Regions from separate parts of the Homo sapiens genome. Here regions 1, 3, 4 and 5 are each linked to region 2. The links are chromatin contacts, found by Hi-C or POLR2A ChIA-PET in ENCODE. All regions are on one chromosome and are shown on one strand. The core of a region is the stretch at or near the end of the contact, and the rest is flanking DNA. Distances in the headings are between cores, read along the strand shown.

The links. Hi-C counts contacts between places; a loop is a spot of excess contacts on that map. ChIA-PET counts read pairs that join two places held with the same protein, here RNA polymerase II (POLR2A). Pooled maps may share reads with other maps.
Region 1: a loop to region 2 is called in a pooled map, with 2.1 times the contacts of the local background. The contact joins the enhancer-like site here to the promoter of PIK3R3 in region 2. A Hi-C loop is called at or near these places in 1 of 168 maps with a recorded cell type or tissue (cardiac septum) and 13 of 50 pooled maps. POLR2A ChIA-PET finds 5 or more read pairs at or near these places in 4 of 52 experiments (GM10248, OCI-LY7, Panc1 and 1 more).
Region 3: a loop to region 2 is called in a map of prostate gland, with 1.8 times the contacts of the local background. The contact joins the enhancer-like site here to the promoter of PIK3R3 in region 2. A Hi-C loop is called at or near these places in 1 of 168 maps with a recorded cell type or tissue (prostate gland) and 1 of 50 pooled maps. POLR2A ChIA-PET finds 5 or more read pairs at or near these places in 4 of 52 experiments (AG04450, Panc1 and WTC11).
Region 4: a loop to region 2 is called in a pooled map, with 3 times the contacts of the local background. The contact joins the enhancer-like site here to the promoter of PIK3R3 in region 2. A Hi-C loop is called at or near these places in 1 of 168 maps with a recorded cell type or tissue (GM12878), 5 of 37 single-sample maps with no recorded cell type and 5 of 50 pooled maps. POLR2A ChIA-PET finds 5 or more read pairs at or near these places in 1 of 52 experiments (OCI-LY7).
Region 5: a loop to region 2 is called in a map of cardiac septum, with 4 times the contacts of the local background. The contact joins the enhancer-like site here to the promoter of PIK3R3 in region 2. A Hi-C loop is called at or near these places in 2 of 168 maps with a recorded cell type or tissue (cardiac septum and prostate gland) and 6 of 50 pooled maps. POLR2A ChIA-PET finds 5 or more read pairs at or near these places in 2 of 52 experiments (BJ and H1).

The regions. Positions count from the first base shown.
Region 1 is chr1:45,921,230-45,923,929 of GRCh38, reverse strand. All of the region lies in intron 4 of MAST2 (microtubule associated serine/threonine kinase 2), which reads right to left. Among named protein-coding and RNA genes, the nearest start is that of MAST2, 120 kb to the right of the region's middle. Within about 2 kb of position 1,434, at least 5 of the 41 ENCODE cell types and tissues checked have a DNase peak (open chromatin) inside an H3K27ac peak, as active enhancers do.
Region 2 is chr1:46,131,306-46,134,007 of GRCh38, reverse strand. It overlaps PIK3R3 (phosphoinositide-3-kinase regulatory subunit 3), which reads left to right and starts at 1,379. Exons shown (of 10, transcript NM_003629.4): 1 at 1,379-2,161. The coding sequence starts at 2,056. The region is part of intron 1 of P3R3URF-PIK3R3 (P3R3URF-PIK3R3 readthrough); the gene reads left to right. It overlaps LOC101929626 (a long non-coding RNA gene), which reads right to left and starts at 637. Exons shown (of 3, transcript NR_125987.1): 1 at 618-637. RefSeq lists enhancers at 597-826, 2,067-2,116.
Region 3 is chr1:45,973,701-45,976,400 of GRCh38, reverse strand. The region is part of intron 5 of MAST2 (microtubule associated serine/threonine kinase 2); the gene reads right to left. Among named protein-coding and RNA genes, the nearest start is that of PIK3R3, 160 kb to the left of the region's middle. RefSeq lists a silencer at 721-840. Within about 2 kb of position 1,285, at least 3 of the 41 ENCODE cell types and tissues checked have a DNase peak (open chromatin) inside an H3K27ac peak, as active enhancers do; they include prostate gland, where a contact is called at or near this core.
Region 4 is chr1:46,324,405-46,327,104 of GRCh38, reverse strand. No RefSeq gene overlaps it. Among named protein-coding and RNA genes, the nearest start is that of NSUN4, 15 kb to the left of the region's middle. Within about 2 kb of position 1,389, at least 3 of the 41 ENCODE cell types and tissues checked have a DNase peak (open chromatin) inside an H3K27ac peak, as active enhancers do; they include GM12878 and OCI-LY7, where a contact is called at or near this core.
Region 5 is chr1:45,891,287-45,893,986 of GRCh38, reverse strand. The region is part of intron 4 of MAST2 (microtubule associated serine/threonine kinase 2); the gene reads right to left. All of the region lies in intron 2 of LOC105378694 (a long non-coding RNA gene), which reads left to right. Among named protein-coding and RNA genes, the nearest start is that of MAST2, 89 kb to the right of the region's middle. Within about 2 kb of position 1,431, at least 13 of the 41 ENCODE cell types and tissues checked have a DNase peak (open chromatin) inside an H3K27ac peak, as active enhancers do; they include prostate gland, where a contact is called at or near this core.

The sequences.
Region 1 (2,700 bases), core at 185-2,684, 210 kb after region 2:
ACTGCACTCCAGCCTAGGTGACAGAGTGAGAACTTGTCTCAAAAAAAAGAACAGAGGTTTTTACAAGAAGGTAATAAAGGTAATGACCTAGAAGTGACAACAGACTGTGGGAATACCAATTCCCACCCCCAGGATTGGAGGATTTATTAAACAATGTTATTAATACATCACCTTGGGAAAAGACCCAAGGCTGCAAAAACTACTTTGGTTCAGAACGTATGATATTACATAATGAAAATATCTCAGATGGAGACATGGAACAGTGTGGTTGTTAAGAATGTGATCTCTGAAGCCAGACTACCCAGGTTTCTATCCCAGTTCTGCCACTTATACAGCTGTGTTATCCTGAGCAATTTATTTAATCTCTCTGCACCCTCGCTTCCTGTGTGAAATAAGTACAATGATAATCTCTCTCACAGAACTGGTGTGAGAAGCAAATGACCTTTACATTTTAAAGTGCTAAGAACAGTGCCTGGGAGCTAGTAAGTGCTCAGAGTTTGTAAATTTATTAAATAAATTCTCGATTGCATATGGTTCATCAGAAACATTACAGTGATGGCAGTGGCAGCCCGTCACTGCCATGAAGCAGTCACTGCCATGACGCCGGCTGCAGTGGGGTACAGATGCAGGACACGGGTCTTCCGGTGCAGACGCCAAGGTGGACAGTCCCTGGAACCCTCCTTTGGAAGCCCCCCTACAGGCCCACTGCCCTGGGAACCCACCCCTGGGAACTGCCACAATTGGGCCAGGCTGAGCTGAGCCGTCCGCCAGTGGGAGAGAAGTGCACAGAGGAACAGGCAGAGAGGGGCACTAGGGCAGAGCTGGGCCCAGGGTGGTCCCGTGCTTGCACATGGGGCACAGAGGTCTGGCCCGAGACACAGAGCTGGGGCCATGCTTCAGGGGCCCAGGGTAGGAAGTGAAAGCGGCACCCCACAGCAGCAAGTACAGCATGCCCACATTGTTCACCAGCCCCATGGAGCAGATCACCATGTAAACAACTGGCACGGTCACCACCAGGAGCACCAGACTCGATGCGTTGGAGCAGCCCAGCACCTGGCCCAGGACAATGCATCAGACCTGGAGCCCTTGCCCAAGACTGCTAGGAGATGGAGCTGGGGCTGCATGCTCTACAGAGTCGGTGGGAGCCAGGGAAAAGTGGGAGCCCCACCCCTTCCGAGTTGGTGGGGTGGGAGCCCCCCAGGTGCAGCCACCACCGCCCTGCTGCAGCTTCAGACCCAGGCATCTCTGAACTCTCGGGCCTAGGAAGGCCCCTGCCCCTCGCAGGCTCAGAATCGTCCGCTCCCGCTACCTGGCTTCTCCCCTCTGTCAGTGCCTACTCCAACCTCGGAGCAAAGTTGGGACCCAGCCCGGGAGCTGTCACAGCCCAGCTGAGTGTGCACATGCTCGGGGTAGTGCTGACATGCCAACCCCCTTGCCACTTTGGCCCCCTCCAGGCTTTGGGCACTGACAAGCATGGGAAGGAGGCTGAGGGGTGCACTGAGGACAGCCCAGTGCTGGCCTGCAGGCACCCCTTAGCATGAACAGCCTGGTCACCATGAACAGCAGCAGGAGGCAGACAGGCTCCTGGGTGGAGAGAAGCTGGTCCACAGTGAAGACCCACCTCCAAGCCAGGGAAAGCCTGAAGCCTGGGGGATGGGTCGCCAGTCCCAGAAACCGCAAGGGCAACTTGTGGTGCTTTTCCCTGGGCCCACCCATGGCCGCCCATGGACCAACCAGCATGCACTTCCTCCCCTCTGAGGCCCATAAAAGCCCCTGGACTCAGCCAGGCTTGGGGAGAGGAGGGAGGGACCATAGGGAGATAATGGGACCACCTGCCTGCAGAAAGGAGCCACCCACTCCAGGACCTCCTCTCTGCTGAGAGCTGAACACTCAACGGGAGGACCTGCCTACAGATAGGAGCTACCCACTGCGGGTCCCCTCTAAGCTATTATATCACTCAATAAAGTTCCCCTTTGTCTTGCTCACCCTATATTTGTCTGTGTACCTCATTCCTTTTGGATGCAGGACAAGAACTCGGGACCCACCGAATGGCAGGGCCAAAAGAGCTGTAATACAAACAGAGCTGAAACATGCCCCTTGCTCAACACATTGTGGGCGACAAGAAGGAGAGAAGAGAGAAGGAGAGAAGAGCTGCAGCCCTTTGGAGAGACCAGACCTGAGAGCTCCCCGAGCCTGAGCTGTGACTCCTGCTTTGGGGCCTGGTGGCTCCTAAAGTCTCCAAGTTTCTGGGCACCACCGCGTTCCCTTGTGCCAGCTGTGGAAGTTGCTTGCGTGGCGCCTGGTCCCGATGCAGCCTCACAGTGAGCTAGCACCCATGCCAGCCCTTGGAGCTAGCTGCCCTGCTGCAGCAGTTGGCATGCCTGACTGCGTGCAGTGGCCGGACCCTATGCTCACTTGCCACACACCCTTCACTATTCCGCTCCAGTCTCTTTGGAGGCATGGGATCCAGGCTGGTAGCTTGAGGCAAGTGCAGCCTGCTGGGCCAACTGGGCCCAGCAGGCCTGAGCAAACAAAGCTCAGGCAAAAGCGTCACCAGCCACAGAGGTTTCTAGCTAGAAAAGCAACACCTCCCAGGATCCCGTAACAACAGCTGAGGGGTTAAGACCACAGACATAGGCTGGGCACGGTGGCTCACACCTGTAATCCCAGCACTTTGGGAGTCCGAGGTGGGTGAATCAC
Region 2 (2,702 bases), core at 130-2,629:
GAAATGCATGGAAATATTCAGCATTTTCATAGTGAAGCCAATCTCCCAGATTTAAGCTTTGGGGGTGGGAATGAGTATGTGAGGAAGAGGGTCTGTCAGGGAAACAGAATAGAGCCCTTTTGGTGAGAGATTCCAACACCTGTGACTTATCTTAGAAATTACACATGCACTGTAATTCCAAGACTTTTTTTTTTTTTAATTGGTTTGAGCACTCGAGCAGGAGGGCTTGCTGAGACCTCTCACTATTTTAGGCGTGGGGAGTTACCTCTGGGTTCAAAAGTCTTTGGGTGGGAAGCACAGAGGAACTGCGAAATGCCTCCCTCAGAAATGTCCAATTGCTCAAGGGGAGAAGCAGGGAGTGGGGTCAGGTAGCAGCCAGGAAGGTTGCAGGGGCCACGGGCACATCCTCTCCCTGAGTGGTAAGGTGGCAAGTGGGTTTGGGGACCATTGCTTTGACAACTTGTCAAGGGTGCGGAGAGGGCTGTCCCAGCAAGGTGAAGAGGTCTGTAGGAAAGGAGTCTCCCCAGAGACCTCCTAAGGACCAGAAGAGCGCGCACCCCGCCAAGTGACAGAACGTGCCCCCTCTGTGTCCGCTCCCTTCCCCCGCGGCCAATCACCGGGCAGAGGCGTCTCACGCCAGCAGGTCCTCCCTGGCTCCTCTCCTTACTCGTCCGGGCGGACCAAGCCTCAGCAGGAGCCCCGCCTGTCTCCAGGCAGTTTGAGCCCCCGAGCGCTCGCCCAGCCTGTCAGTAACCGCCGTTTGCGTTTTCTTCCTTTCTTTCTTTCTTTTTTTTCCTCCTCTTTTCTTTTCCCCTTCTGCCTTTGTCCCGCTTAGTAACTGGGCTCTGACCAATCGCCGCCTTACCGGCCGGCGCCGGCTGTCTCCTGATTGGCCCGCTTGGGGCGCGCAGCCGTCTCCCGCTCCTTCGCAGGAGCAAGGCAGACAAAAGACGCAGGCTCCAGGCTCCGGCAACCGGCCTCAGCCAATCACCACCCACCTTGCCTCTCTTCCCTCGCCCCACTCCCTCCTCGCCTGGCTCGCGTGCTCCCGGCACTGACTCCTGGAGTGCGGCCAGCGCCCGGATCGTACCATTCTGATTGAGGCTGGGGGAGAGCGCGGATGGCTGATTGGGGAGCCGAAGCCTAGAGAGCGGTGGGGAGACGTGAAAGTCGAGATGGAGAGCAGCTTTTTGAACATGTTCTCAGGCACTTGACAGAATCCCGGTACATCGAGGCGGGACGGCGTGGAAGGGGCGGTGGTGATGCCTGCTGTCCCCCCTCCCGGCGCGGTTGGGTGGCGCCTCAGCGGGTGGGCAGCATGGGGCGGGGAGGGTGTCCCCTCCGCGCCGTTAAAATGAAACTCTAGTGGCTGGAGTCCGGGCAGAGCTTGAGGGCAGTTGGTGCGGTCGGGTTGGTTCTTACACCCCGGCGGGAGCGCCCAGACAAGCCGAGCTGACTGGACTTCTCCGGCCGGCCCCATTCCCGAGGCTGCGGCAGCTTCGGTTCCGAGACCGACCGGAGAGGAGCCCGAGTCCCGGCCTCTGGGGGATTCGCTCTCTGCAGACCAGTGGGACCCCGAAACTTGAACGCAATCTCCAGCCCCCTTTTTTGCCTTCCTTTGTCACTTGCCCGGGTTTCTCCCAACGTGTTCTTTTTTTTCCTCTTCATTCTCCCTCCTTCGAAGGACACAAAAGTGGCTTCCGCGGAAAGATTTGGAGGCGGTGGGAGCTTTTCTCCCCGGAGAGCGACTGTGTAGAAAGGATTTTTGGGAAGCCGCTTTTTAACACCTCTGCTCTCCGTCCCCCAAGCCTCTGTGTAATCCTCTGAGGAGAAAAGCCCATAGCTTGAAAGTTCGGGGGCATTTTGTTGTGTTCTGTAGGAGAGAGGGGGAGGACCCTGTTCGGGTAGTTTGGCCGGACTGGTACTGGCCGTTGGAAAACCCGAAGTACATTTCCGTGTGGAACTTTTGCAGATATATATTTTTAGATTTTTAAATACCAGATAAAAAATATATGCCTTCTATATATCTCCTGGCGACCTGCCCCTGACAGCGCGATGTACAATACGGTGTGGAGTATGGACCGCGATGACGCAGACTGGAGGGAGGTGATGATGCCCTATTCGACAGAACTGATATTTTATATTGAAATGGATCCTCCAGGTACTTGGGAGAAAAAAAAAAAGAATCTCGTGATGGGTCTGATTTGTATTTACCAAGAGCTTGCTGATGTTTTCAGGGCAGAAGTATTCCTGGGTGCGCTAGGTTCGGGATGAGGAGATTTGCAGTTACAGCTGCGGTAAAACTGCTTCTGGTTTACACGTTTAAAGTTTGCAGTTAGGACCCTGATCCTATTGTCCTGCGAAGGTGGGGGTGGGGGCTGGAAGTGGGGGTGGGAGGAGAGACCCCTTTTTAAAATTATCATTATTTTTTACTTTGCCTTTGCGTGTCGTTCAGGTTTTTCTTGTGCCCGCCACTTTATTTTATTTTTTTCTTTTTCAATTAAAGACTCTTCTACCTGCAAAGGATGTTTTATATCCCGGGGTTAAAACCAGTCTTTCACTTTGGGCGAATTCTTGAAAGCTTGTCCTTTCATACATTTGTCTAATTTGGTTCGTTGTGTTTTACCCCGGTTAACTTCTGAAACTGAGTTATGTGATTATTCATTGTAAGACTCCCTTTTTCTCTTGCAGAAACAAATGCC
Region 3 (2,700 bases), core at 36-2,535, 160 kb after region 2:
GGTCTCCACCTCCTAACCTCAAGTGATCTGCCCACCTCAGCCTCCCAAAGTGTTGGGATTACAAGTGTGACTCACTGTGCCCGGACCACTTTGCCTCTTCAAGCCTTAAAGAGTATTTAGTTTTCCCCGGGTGTGGTGGCTCACACCTGTAATCCCAGCAATTTGGGAGGCTGAGGTGGGCGGATCACCTGAGGTCAGGAGTTCAAAAGCAGCCTGGCCAACATGGTGATACCCCGTCTCTACTAAAAATAAAAAAAAATTTGCTGGGTGTGGTGGTGCACACCTGCAGTCCCAGCTACTTGGGAGGCTAAGGCACAAGAATCACTTGAACCCAGGAGGTGGAGGTTGCGGTGAGCCGAAATTGCACCACTGCACTCCAGCCTGGGCAACAGAGAGAGATTCTGTTTCAAAAAAAAAAAAAAAGTATTCAGTTTTTAGATTAAAAAACCACCTTTGGCAAATCTTGCCTCCACAAGAAAATGAACATATATACAAAATTGGGAATATAATTTTAGGGGATTTATGGCACTTGTAAAACCACTCAGGGTCCATGGATCTTAGGTAAAAAAGAGTCCATGCCATGGACTCCTCATACCTCATCCCTTTAGCACTGCATATAGCCCTCCGTGACTTTCTGCCTACCCATCCATATTTGATTAGCAGTTTATAATCTAGTAACAAACGATCTGTACTTTTTTATGGTCTGTGTTTTTTTTTTTTTTTTGAGACAGAGTCTTGCTCTGTTTCACAGGCTGGAGAGCAGTGCAGTGGCGTGACCGCGGCTTACTGCAGCCGTGACTTCCTGTACTCAAGCGATCCTCCCTCCCACCTCAGCCTACTGAGCAGCTGGGACTACAAGTGTGTATTACCACACCTGGCTTTTTTTTTTTTTTTTTTTTTTTTTTGGAGAGACAGGGACTCACTATATTGCCTAGGCTAGTCTCAAACTCCTGACCTCAAGTGATCCTCCCACCTTGGCCTCCCAAAGTGTTGGAATTACAGGAGTGAGCCATCGTATCCAGGCAACTATAATGCTGTGGACTGTTAATTTCCTAATCATATAATTCTATTTCATACGGATCTTAGAATGAGCTTTCTACCTCATTCAATGAGCTACCTCCAAAAAGAACACCTTGCTTAATGACTAGCTTGGGTTACAAATCTTTACTTTTGTACTCCCAAGCACCCTGGACACACATTTAGTACAGCCCTTAACATACCCTGAACAGGTTGCAACTTGACTGTCCCCTGTGGATGCAGCTTCCTTGGCAGCTCTCTCAAATGATGGCTGTTGGATTTCACATGCCCTTTGTACCACTAGACCTAGAGGTGGGGTAGACATCCTGCTGGCTCATTTCATCTTCAGGCATTCTCCCTCTGTTCTCCATAAAAACACCCAGGTTTGAAATGATGTCATCAGACTACAACAACCATTACTCCTCCTTGCTAAAAGTCACATACAAACCTTTGGGAAATCCCCTTCACTCTTTAAGGATTTTATTCCTGTATCACTCACATTCTTTTTATCATGCCTTCTGTCAGGAGTAATTTCAGTATCTTCACACAATCTTTCCAAAATCCTAGCCTGAGAAGTTTCAGAAAGTCATATAGAAAAGCTGACTAGTCTCACTTTATGTGTATGATCACTAACTTTGGCTCTTCATACTACTGGAAATCAGACCATACTTCTTAGTGTACTCTTTCTCCCATCCTTTTAAAAGACTGTATCATACTTTATCCTCTCTCTTCAGGCTCAGCTAATCACCTCACTTTCCATTTTAGTGAGAAAAAAATATTTTTTTGAGACAGGGTCTTGCTCTTTCTCAAAATCACAATCACAGTTCCGTGCAATCACAGCTCACTGCAGCCTCGAACTCCTCAGACTCAGATGATCCTCCCACCTCAGCCTCCCAAGTAGCTGGAACTACAGGTATGCAACACCATGCCCAGCTAATTTTTGTATCATTTGTAGAGATGGGGTTTCACCATGTTGCCTAGGCTGGTCTCAAACTACTGGGCTGACATGATCTCCCGCCTTGGCCTCCTGAAGTGTGGGGATTACAGGCGTGAGCCACAGCACCTGGCCTCAACTAATCAGAGAAGAACTTCAATAAGCTATCTTTACCACATCTACCCAGCCATAATCTGCACTGTATTCCCCACATCCTCCCCTATTCCTAGAGAAGGACTGTTTGTGCTCCTAGCTAGGCTAACCTACTGCTTATTTACTAGATCCCATCCCCTCTCAACTATAGAAGGACACTGTGCCAGCCATTCTCCTTTCTCTTGCATTATCAGATCTTCTCTTGCTGTTGAATCACTTCCATCAGTGTATGTACATAGACACTGTTACTTTTTTCAAATAAGAAAACTCTCTTGATCTCTCTACCCATCTTTGCATTTCATTTCTGCTCTAACAGCAAAACTCCTTGACAAATTATTTAGTTATTATCTCCATTTTCTTTTTCCCTTTCTTTCTTGACTCACCAATTAGGTTTTGCCCCCACCATTCCATCAAAACAGCTAATCAATGTCAACACTGACATTACATTGCTACATCCCACTGGCAATACTCAGACTTCATGTCACTTGATCTGTCTATATCATTTGGCTCAGGTGATCACATGCTATTTCTGAAATACTCTTTTTATGTGGTTTCCAGGACACTATATATTCTAAGTTTTCCTCTTTCCTTTTGGG
Region 4 (2,700 bases), core at 140-2,639, 190 kb before region 2:
AATTATTGGACAATATTACATAGCTAGAAAAAAGAAAGAATTCACTCATTCTATAGGATGTCTTAGTTGTTTGGGCCAAGAACTGTATAATGGTACCGCAAAAAAACAGTTACATGGTGAAGTTCCAATTATATAGAAAGAGATCCATTCAGTAAATTTCCAAGGTTGCAGACTGTCTGGGCCCACCTGGAATTCCACCGGGACTGGACTGCCCCCACCAAGTTATACTGAATACGTAGACATAGAGCTTAAGCTAAGCTGCCTGACCAGTGGACAGGTAGTTGTGTTATTGGCACTATTAAACCATCTTTCTTTCTACTGACCATAAAAACAGGCAAACTCCTGGGCTTCCCTGTCTATGCTTCCCGCGGAAAATGAAGCATAGCCATAGGAAATTGGAAAGATGATAAATGACCTTCAAAAAAAAATTATATAATACTATAGGCCTGCCACTTAGACACAAGACGGCTCATGGGGATACTGGACCCCCACTTACATGCTCAACTGAATCATACAGCTGCAAGCTGTTTTAGAAATCATCACTAGTAAAACCAGTCAAGCCTTGACTATTCTGGCCCAGCAAGAAACTCAGATAAGAAATGCTATCTATCAAAATAGATTGGCTCTCAACTACTTGCTAGCAGCTGAAAGAGAGGTCTATAAGAAATTTAACCTTACTAATTACTGTCTACACATAGATAATCAAAGGCAAGTAGTTAAAGACATAGTTAAAAATATGACAAAACTGACACATGTGCCCATGCAAGTGTAGCATGAATTCGATCCTGAAGCCATGTTTAAAAATTAGTTCCCAGCACTAGAAGGATTTAAAACTCTTATAATAGAATTTATAATAGTAATAAGAACCTGTTTACTGCTTCCTTGTTTGCTACCTGTACTTCTTCAAATGATAAAAAGCTTCATCACTATCTTAGTTCACCAAAATGCTTTAGCACAAGTGTACTATATAAATCACTATCAATCTATTGCACAAAAAGACATAAGTAGCAAAAATAAAAGTCAGAACTCCCACTAATAGAAAGTGAGAGTCTCAAAGGGGGGAAATGAGGGGAGAGAGAGACCTTCTCATATTGTTTTATATTGTTTTATACTCAGTACCTATTTTAAGAAAAAAAAAAAAAAAAAACAAGGAAGTAAAACCAAAGACAGGCAGCCCAGCGCCAGGCCCGAAACCAAGCCTGGGCCTGCCTGGCCTAAACCCAGTAGTTAAAAATCAACTCATAACTTAAAAACCGATGTTATTCATAGATTCCAGACATTGTGCAGAAGAACATTGTGAAACTCCCTGCCCTGTTCTGTTTCTCTCTGACCACCGGTGCATGCAGCCCCTGTCACGTACCCCTTGCTTGCTCCAAATCAATCACGACCCTTTCATGTGAAATCCTTAGAGTTGTGAGCCCTTAAAAGGGACAGGAATTGCTCTCTTGGGGAGTTCGGATTTTAAGGCAGTAGCTTGCCGATGCTCCCAGCTGAATAAAGCCCTTCCTTCTACAACTCGGTGTCTGAGAGGTTTTGTCTGCGGCTCATCCTGCTACAAGTTCACAAGTGTAGGTCATGATGTCCTCCTTTTACTCCTACAGGGACTCATAAGAAACAGGTTTAATATTGGACAGGTGTACCCAGCTAGTGATTTCCTAAAGGTTAATAGTAGTTGGGGGTACTTAACAATACCTATTAAAGGCTCTTTTATTTTGGTTGTAATTGATTCTCGGGGTAGGGGGACAGAGTGAGACTCTGTCTCAAAAAAAAAAAATTACAAGAAATTTTGCTTTTCAATACTATAACCTGTTTCTTTTAAGAACTTATCACCCGGGCACGGTGGCTCACGCCTGTAATCCCAGCACTTTGGAAGACCAAGAAGGGCAGATCACGAGGTCAGGAGATCGAGACCATCCTGGCTAACACGGTGAAACCCTGTATCTACTAAAAAAATACAAAAAAATTAGTCAGCGTGGTGGTGGGCGCCTGTAGTCCCAACACTTTGGGATGCCAAGGCAGGTGAATCACCTGAGGTCGGGAGTTCAAGACCAGCCTGACCAACATGGAGAAACCCCGTCTTTACTAAAAAGTACAAAATCGGTCGGGTGTGGTGGCGCATGCCTGTAATCCCAGCTACTCGGGAGGCTGAGGCAGGAGAATCACTTGAACCCGGGAGGCGGAGGTTTTGGTGAGCCGAGATCGTGCCATTGCACTACAGCCTGGGCAACAAGAGGAAAACTCCATCTCAAAAATAAAATAAAATAGGCCAGGTGCGGTGGCTCACTCCTGTAATCTGAGCACTTTGGGAAGCTGAGGTGGGTGGATCACGAGGTCAAGAGATTGAGACCTCCCTGGCTAACATGGTGAAACCCCATCTCTACTAAAAATACAAAAAATTAGCCGGGCGCAGTGGCGGGCGCCTGTAGTCCCAGCTACTCGGGAGGCTGAGGAAGGAGAATGGCGTGAACCCAGGAGACGGAGCTTGCAGTGAGCCGAGGTCGTGCCACTGCACTCCAGCCTGGGTGACAGAGCGAGACTCCATCTCAAAAAATAAAACTAAATAAATAAATAAAATAAAATAAATAACCAGTCATTTCACTCTAGGACAAGAATTTACCACATAAGATTTTACCTCATGTAAAATTACTCGTGTGTGTGTGTGTGTGTGTGTGTGTGTGTGTGTGTGTGTATTTTTTATTT
Region 5 (2,700 bases), core at 182-2,681, 240 kb after region 2:
CACCTTGGCCTCACAAAGTGCTGGGGTCAGTGTATTTTTAATACCAAAAACTATCTCTGAGATATCCCAAAACATCCTTGGCAAAATCACAAAGACGTGTTTTCTCCTTTTTAGAGAAATGTTAGAAATAATTAGGTTTAATATTTTGTTATTAATGAATTTCATGAGAAAAGTTATCTACCAGAAGACATGTTCAGTGTTCCCTAGGTTAAAGTTGTATGGGTAAAATGCTATTACTATAAATATTCTAGTTATTGTATGATTAATAGAAAACTCCTAGAGATTTGTCAATGTCCTCATTATCCATAACGTTTCTGAGTCCTGACAGAACTCTGCCAGATTTTAGGAAACAAAAGTTTAGTGTTTTCAGTCTTTTTTTTTTTTTTTAAAATATCCTACAGGAAGAAGTGTTTTCAGTCTTAATTTCAGTTATTATCTAAAATACTGGCCAGGTGCGGTGGCTCACATCTGCAATCCCAACGTTTTGGGAGGCTGAGGCAGAAGGATCACTTGAGCCCAGGAGTTAGAGACCAGCCTAGGGAACATTACAAGACCCTATCTCTACCCCGCCCCCTGCAAAAAATTAAAATAAAATAAAAAATAAATTAAATGAAATAAATAAGCTGGGCATGGTGATGCATGCTTACAGTCCCAGCTACCTGAGAAGCTGAAACAGGAGGATCGCTTGAGCCCAGGAGGTTGAGGCTGCCGTGAGCTATGACAGAGCCACTGCACTCCAGCCTGGGCAACAGAGCAAGACCTTGTCTAAAATAAATAAATAAATAAATAATAAAAACTGAAAATGTTTACTTGGTAACAACCTTACTTTTAACATTTCAATCCAGCACCTTCTAGGTCAGTGGAGTTTTATAAAAATATAGATGTATAGGACTGGAGTTTTATAAAAATATAGATGTATAGGACTTATTCCAGACCCATTGAATCTCTTTACTTGATGTCCTTAGTATATTCTTGGTATGTTTTTGGTGTCTGTATAATACCACAAGAATATTATAAGTTATACATAAAGATTTTTCCCTCTCTAAAAATTATGTTTATCTATGTTTTCTAAATCAGATGTAACCTTCACTGTCTTATTTGCAATAATCTCTTACAGTTTGCTATAAGTTTTTGGACTGGCCTTATTACTCTCATTTTACATGTGACAAAAACAACTTAATTTCCTTGTTAGTTGCATTATTCTTATGATATGAGACTCTGTCACATGCAGAGAGATTCTGTTTTGTGCTGAGGCCTGTCTGAAGGCTCTACAATCAGCTAGAAGCCAGAGTCTGTGTCTTCAACAAAGAAGGGTTGTCTCAGAGCTCCACGGAAAAGGACTGCGGCAGGTATTTTAAAACTACTGACACATCAAAGAATAGACAGGCTTCCAATAGCATTGCTTGGACAACTGGACAACTTCCAGATCATTCCAGTGGAATGAGTCAGAATTTCCAGAACTTTTTTTAGTTAAGAAGCCGACTACTAACGTAAGATCCAGTGAAATGAGAATTAGGTACACAGAACGGTATGAACTATAAGAAATGATTATAGTAATTTGTTTGAAATATTATTTTAATGTCCATTTTCTAATATGCAAGGGAGCCAGTTGTATTCCTTGTTAGGCTATCTATAACTCTTAACAATTGAGTAGACTTTGCTCTTGTAAAATGAAACATTCCTAAATCACATCTGATTCTCACTGACCCTCCCCTAACCCAGAACTAAGAACGTCTTACTGAGTCTCCTTACAGTTCAAGGCAATATGGTTATTTGAATAGGGCTAAACAAGAATCTGTTCTCCTTTTGACCAGAATATAATTGTAAAAAATGGTTGTCCAACAAAGAGCTTGCCTGAAAGGTCACATTTGAGAATCATGCTTATTTGATCAGGTATAACAAACCACTTTTAAGGAACTATGGTTGACTTTATGGAGCCAATACTTACAAAACCTTCCTGGGAAAACTGGCCTGGTATCTGGCTTTACAGGGTCCAGACTTACAGATGGTAAGGAAGGCCACTTCCTGGAAGGCCCAGGACCCTTAGGAATTCACCCAAATTTATAGTTATTACAAGTGAAATGTGGTATTTCTTAGGCTTGCCTTCCTAGCCTCAAAATACAAATAATAGAGGCCTTTAAAAGTCCAATCTGAGATTCTTTATAAAAATTTACAGCAAAGTAAATTTAAGAAGGCTTTATGATAAATTAATATTCTGGCCACACTATGCAAATAATCAGGCCAAACCCAATGAGACCACCCTTGTTTTGTGAACAAAAACGTTTCAAATTATTTTAGATGAAAAGGTAGGAGATTATAAAAAAAAAAATTGGAAAAAGTTAAAAAAGAAAAAAAGGTTACTAGATATTTCCAATAAAAAACTATGCATATTGTTTAGAGAATACTCTTCTAGTTTGTCTTTTATTGTCTTTGAGCTACTTTACAACTCTGTAAGTTATAGGTAGGTAACTGACGTTATGTGAAATAATTTCTTTTTTTTGTTTTGTTTTGAAACGGTCTCTCTCTGTCACCCAGGGTGGAGTACAGTGGCACAATCACGGCTCACTGCAGGCTCAACCTTCCCACTTCAGCCCCCTAAGTAGCTAGGACTACAGGCAGTCACCACCACACCTGGCTAATTTTTTTAAAAAAACTTTTGCAGAGACAGGGTCTCACTACATTGCCCAGGCTGGGCTCAAA